2 separate regions of the Homo sapiens genome follow, and region 1 is linked to region 2. Evidence: read pairs that join two places in POLR2A ChIA-PET (ENCODE). Cell type or tissue: MCF 10A. All regions are shown on one strand. Region 1 overlaps PDE4D (phosphodiesterase 4D). Region 2 overlaps PDE4D (phosphodiesterase 4D).

Region 1 (2,500 bases), 83 kb before region 2:
TGAACCAGGATCAGAGCCCTTTCCCCTGCAGCCCCGGGAAAAAGAATTCATGTTGAGGAAATAAGGAAAAGTGTTTAATACTTTCAGCTAAGCATAAAATTCCTAAGAACTCTTCTCTATAAACAGAAAATCTAAACTCTCCAAAAGAATCGCACCCCCTTAGCTGTAACAAAGTCTCTGCAGTTATTTCACAGCTGAAAGCCAACTGACACTGATTCCTGGGTGGTTTCACTAAAATAGAATTTTCTGAAATGCAAACTCACCTCCCAAGGAAGAATATGAATTTGAAAGAGGAAAGGTGTTAGTGGCGCCAACAACTTGCTACCCTGCTGAGAAGCTTCCAGATAGCCAGAAACACAGCAGGGAGTAGCAAGAAACAGAAGTTACAGATGAAGCTGCTCTTTAGTCACAAACTTGTTTCTGACAGCTCTTGTTGAAAAACCTGGGGACAGCTGAACAGAAACGTTAGTCCAGAGGCAGCCTCAGGGCTCAAGTGCTCAAGGATCTCATCTCAGTGTAAATATTCCAACTTCCTCTCATCCTTCTCCTACTGAGGGGAGGAGGAGACCAAAGGGAGTAGACGATTTGAAGGCAGTTGCTAAATGAGAATCGCTGGGTGGTATGCAGAAAATAGCATGGTTAGCTTAGATCCTACAACCAGTTTTCAAAAATAAAGGAAGTAATAACCATTAGCATAATGAGAATACAAATCCCAAGTCTCCATTACTTTAGACAGAACTCTGCAGGAGACCACCTAAGGAAAATCTGGGGGAAAAGAAGTTTCCAATCAATTGCAGCAGATTTAACTGATTCCCTTCTGTGGGCACAGCATGGTATTGAGAGCTTTGGGGATTATTAGGGAAAGAGAGGACATGCTTTCTTTCCTTGAGAGATTCTGATTCTGGGTGAGACATGGTGACTATGTGCATCTGAATATGCTACAAGGATATAAACAATTATACAACGAACCAGAACTATGCTGGCTCAGTGCCCAGGGAAGTCGGAAGAATTCAAGTCAGGACCTTGAGTCAGGGATGAAACAGGAATGGTTTTATGAAGAAGTCAATTTTTCAGCTGAGTTTTATACATGAAAGGCCATCTCGTTTAGCCGAAAGTACAGGAAGGGCCTGTACTTAGCATGAGAGGCAGGAAAGCAAGAAAGCCTTTGTATAAAATATGGTGAAAGAATCAACAAAAGCTTCTGAAGCCTACATTTATATACAGAACTTATTCTTTATCCAAAATGTAATGTGGGGATTCATGAAGATGGCAGAACTCCAGTATTCTGCACATTAATAATGCAATGAGCATGTCTATGGCACTCTAATCCCTTAAAATTTCATTTGTAAAATAATTATCCTTGTTCTCATAACAGGGAAAATAAAATCCTAGGCTACAGTAACAAAATATATTATTTAACTTAATGTCAATGTTAAAAATAAAATAGTAAGAAACAGTCTGATATTATATTTCACAGTTATCAGGATTGTGATTGTAAATCCTATAAATGTCATATCCTGATTAACCTTTTAGGAGAAAAATACTCCATTGGTGTAGTTCTAACACTGTTTTTGAGATGAAGCAAAATTTCTCATCAATATTTCTATTCTGACTGTTTGGATATTTAAAAGTCATATAACCTAATTTCAATTATGTTATAAAGAATAGGGTTAACCAATAGCTACCACCTGAGGAGCACTGACTGAACCAGGCATACGGTAGGAATTTTACATGGTTTTATATGTGATACTAACAATAGCCTAATAAGGTACCATAACTCCATGTACATTTTACAGGGAAAGGAAGATGTGGAAAGTTGAATGAATGTGCCCTTGTTCACAATGCAGGCACTCCAAACCACAGCATATTAACCAATTTGACAATCACCTCTTAGAGGGTTCTCTATTGTCTTCTCTAATAGGACCTGCAGAGGAAAAGATACAAATTCCATTCTGCTTTACCTCTGCAGTAAGTATGGAAATGTATCTCACATTGTTTCTTATTCATGTCTTTTCAATCTGCCTATGTCTTCAGAGAATTCTTATCACTACATTGGGAAAATTTTCTGCAAGCTGACATATCACACTTCCAGGGAATTTTTGTTGATATAAGACCATTATTTTGTCCCAAGAGTTCTCATAATTGCCCTTAGTATAATCCCTTAAGTCTCTTTCCACTGCAGTATTTATCTTCTTTTAAAAATAATAGTTAAATAAAAATTAACAATGTAAATTAGCTAAAAAAATTAAAAAAAATAATATATCCATTCATTTATCTAGCCAGGCTGTAAATACTCCTCTGTTGCATAATCTTTCAATTCTTTCATCATACTTTCTTCTGCTCTCTTCACTCCCTTCAAATTGTCTGCATATTTTTTATCCACTAGGATTGAGTTTCTGTGGTTGAGGCTCTGCCTAAAAGCTAGTTGGGAATCACAATCAAAATGGATTGTTCATCATTTACTACAACCTAACTATAACTTCCTAGTTTTTGTCTAATA
Region 2 (2,500 bases):
CCATTGTACTCATGTGGAAGCTAAGGCTTGGAAATATTTCATAACAAGTCTGAGGCCACAGTAGAACCAATACGTGGCAACGCCTACATTTAAAACCAGTTTACTTTTATTTTTTTTCATTTCAAATTCCGGGCACTTAAAATACTAGCAACCAACTTTGAGGCTCCAAGAAGCTGTGTGTGTGTGTGTGTGTGTGTGTGTGTGTGTGTGTTTTGAGGAAGTGGGCATGGAGTGAAGGAGGAAAGTAAGAACACCACATGGAAAAAGCACTAACAAGGGTGGCCAATGCAACAATGCATGTGATGTATTTGGGGGATTATGGATGGAAAATCCAGCTGGCATAGAGGTTTGTGCCGTGAAGGAGAAGAACGCAAGGTGGTAAAAGCATGCTGAGAATAAGTGAATATGCAAAGGAGTTTGGACATTTTCCACTACAAAATAAGGCCTCTTTGGAAATCTTCAAACAGAGGAGTGATCTAATCCAGGTGGTTTTAAGAAGATGGGTTTGGCATCATGTAAACTAATTGACTGGGGAAGAAACAGAACAAAAAGGCCCTTGATCTGCAGAGATATGGCTCTGGCTTAGGGTAGAAGAGACAGAAGGACAGGAACTGGTATGAAGGGAGATTTGAGAAAAGAGTGACTGATTGGAATTGGAATTGGAGCTGAAGGTGGCTGTGTTAAAAAATGACTGTAGGCTTCAAGCTTAGGTGGCAGAAAGAATGATCATGACATTCACAGAAGTGGGGAAGTCAGGAGGATGCTGATATGCAGGGAAGAAGAGTCAGCTTACACCCATTGAGTTCAGTGGCAAGACAGTCAAATGGAATGTCCGATAGGTAGGAAATCAGAGCAAGACTAGCAATCTGACTGCAGACTCAGGAGTCCCCGAGGAGCCTGAGTGAGTTCCGTGGAGGTGCATGATTTCCATGGGAGCAACACACTCAGAGGCAGAATGACTCAGGAACCACGTCCTGGGAGATGTCCAGCGTCCAGCTGTGAATACCACAAACTTTTGTCTATAGTGATGATGAAATATTGACTCTGGAATTTTGGATTTTGTGCCTTAAGGGAAGCTTGCAAACGGTGGCCAAGCACCTAGAGAGAGAACTAGTCATATGATTTGTTTATTTCATGCCTGCTGAATAATTGTTTAGTTAATAAATGTCCTTATGTAAATCAGAATTTAATCTAAGATGCTTTTATTCTAATTAGGTGGTGACATTATAAGGAAGTAGTTAACTCCTCTCACCTCCAACTTCACTGGCAGTTACCAATGTCCAACCAAAACAACCAAAATGTGTTCATAATAATATTGGTTTAGGTCAGTTGCCAAAACAGTTGAACATGAACATCTAGCCTTTTAAAGGATGAAGATTCATTCATAATGGTTCAACCAAAAAGAAAAGAATGGTTTTAGAAATGTTTTCCAGGCACATTTAATGCAAAGGAAAGCTCTAGTAAAACAATTATCTGCTTGACTTGTTCATTTCACGTGGATGGGGATTAGACCTTCTGATCAACACCTGCCTATTCAACATTTATCTATATATGAAATGGCTTTTTTAATGTAAGAATTTTTTCCCCTTAGGGGCTCATAGATTAAGCCGTGGTGACAGAGAGCAATTGCATTTTTAAGTGTTACTACTTAGGTATAAATGGTGATCATCTGATTTAATCCCTATCCCAGTGGGCCATCATGAAAATACAGCTCATATATACAGCTCCTGTGGCGTGCAGGACGTTACCATGTGGTATTTGCCAATATGGGACATTGCACTCATGTGTATACACACACATGCACAGACACACATGCACAGGCACATGCACACACACAGATGCACATACAGACATGGACACAGACATACACACAGACATGGACAGATACACAGACACACACACAGAGGCGCACACACACACACACACACACACACACACACACACACACACACAGACAACTCTAGCTATCTCTGAGGTAATTCAACAAGCCCTGCAGTTGGCTTCATCTTTATATTCAGAACTTGTTTTTTTATCTTTCCTTTGAAGAGTAATCCTATCTGAGACAGAAAGAAGATGAGTCACACTGAGGCAAAACTTTGTAGGTAGAAATGTGCATAAATGCGCTTCTCTAAGATGCTCATGAAGAAAAGACAAAAGAACAGCCATGTCGCTGAGATGCCATCTGTGAGGCTGGCACAGTGAGGCACGACATCCCTGGTGCTTCCCGGCAGCCTGCGAGGGCTGCCTCCCTCCTTCCCTCCCTCCCTCCTGCTTGCAGGTCCGCTTTCAGAGCCTTCCCTCAGGGCTTATGTTCCACTGACCTATAAATGTTTACTGTAATTATACCAATTGTCACCTCCTGCATTGTCCACCATTCTTCTTGCCCTTCTCTATTTTTAAAAATTTTGTCTTCAAAATAGCATGCTTCACAGTAAAAATCTCAAGTGAAAATATAATAAAACAAACAAAACATAGTTCATCAAGGCATTCAAAACAACTC

Evidence for each region. Peaks named below come from ENCODE experiments on the same cell type or tissue, not always from the same donor. Only the 100,000 strongest peaks of a DNase experiment are listed, where the experiment ranks them.
Region 1: POLR2A ChIA-PET joins it to region 2 with 6 read pairs; 2 of 35 experiments call an interaction of 5 or more read pairs at or near these places.

Annotation. Positions count from the first base shown.
Region 1 is chr5:59,709,153-59,711,652 of GRCh38, forward strand. All of the region lies in intron 1 of PDE4D (phosphodiesterase 4D), which reads right to left. Among named protein-coding and RNA genes, the nearest start is that of MIR582, 6.7 kb to the left of the region's middle. RefSeq lists an enhancer at 1-682 and a silencer at 811-1,105. In MCF 10A, no CTCF peak of the experiment used is centred here; a DNase peak (open chromatin) is centred at 979.
Region 2 is chr5:59,792,229-59,794,728 of GRCh38, forward strand. All of the region lies in intron 1 of PDE4D (phosphodiesterase 4D), which reads right to left. All of the region lies in intron 1 of LOC105378988 (a long non-coding RNA gene), which reads left to right. Among named protein-coding and RNA genes, the nearest start is that of MIR582, 90 kb to the left of the region's middle. In MCF 10A, no CTCF peak of the experiment used is centred here; a DNase peak (open chromatin) is centred at 983.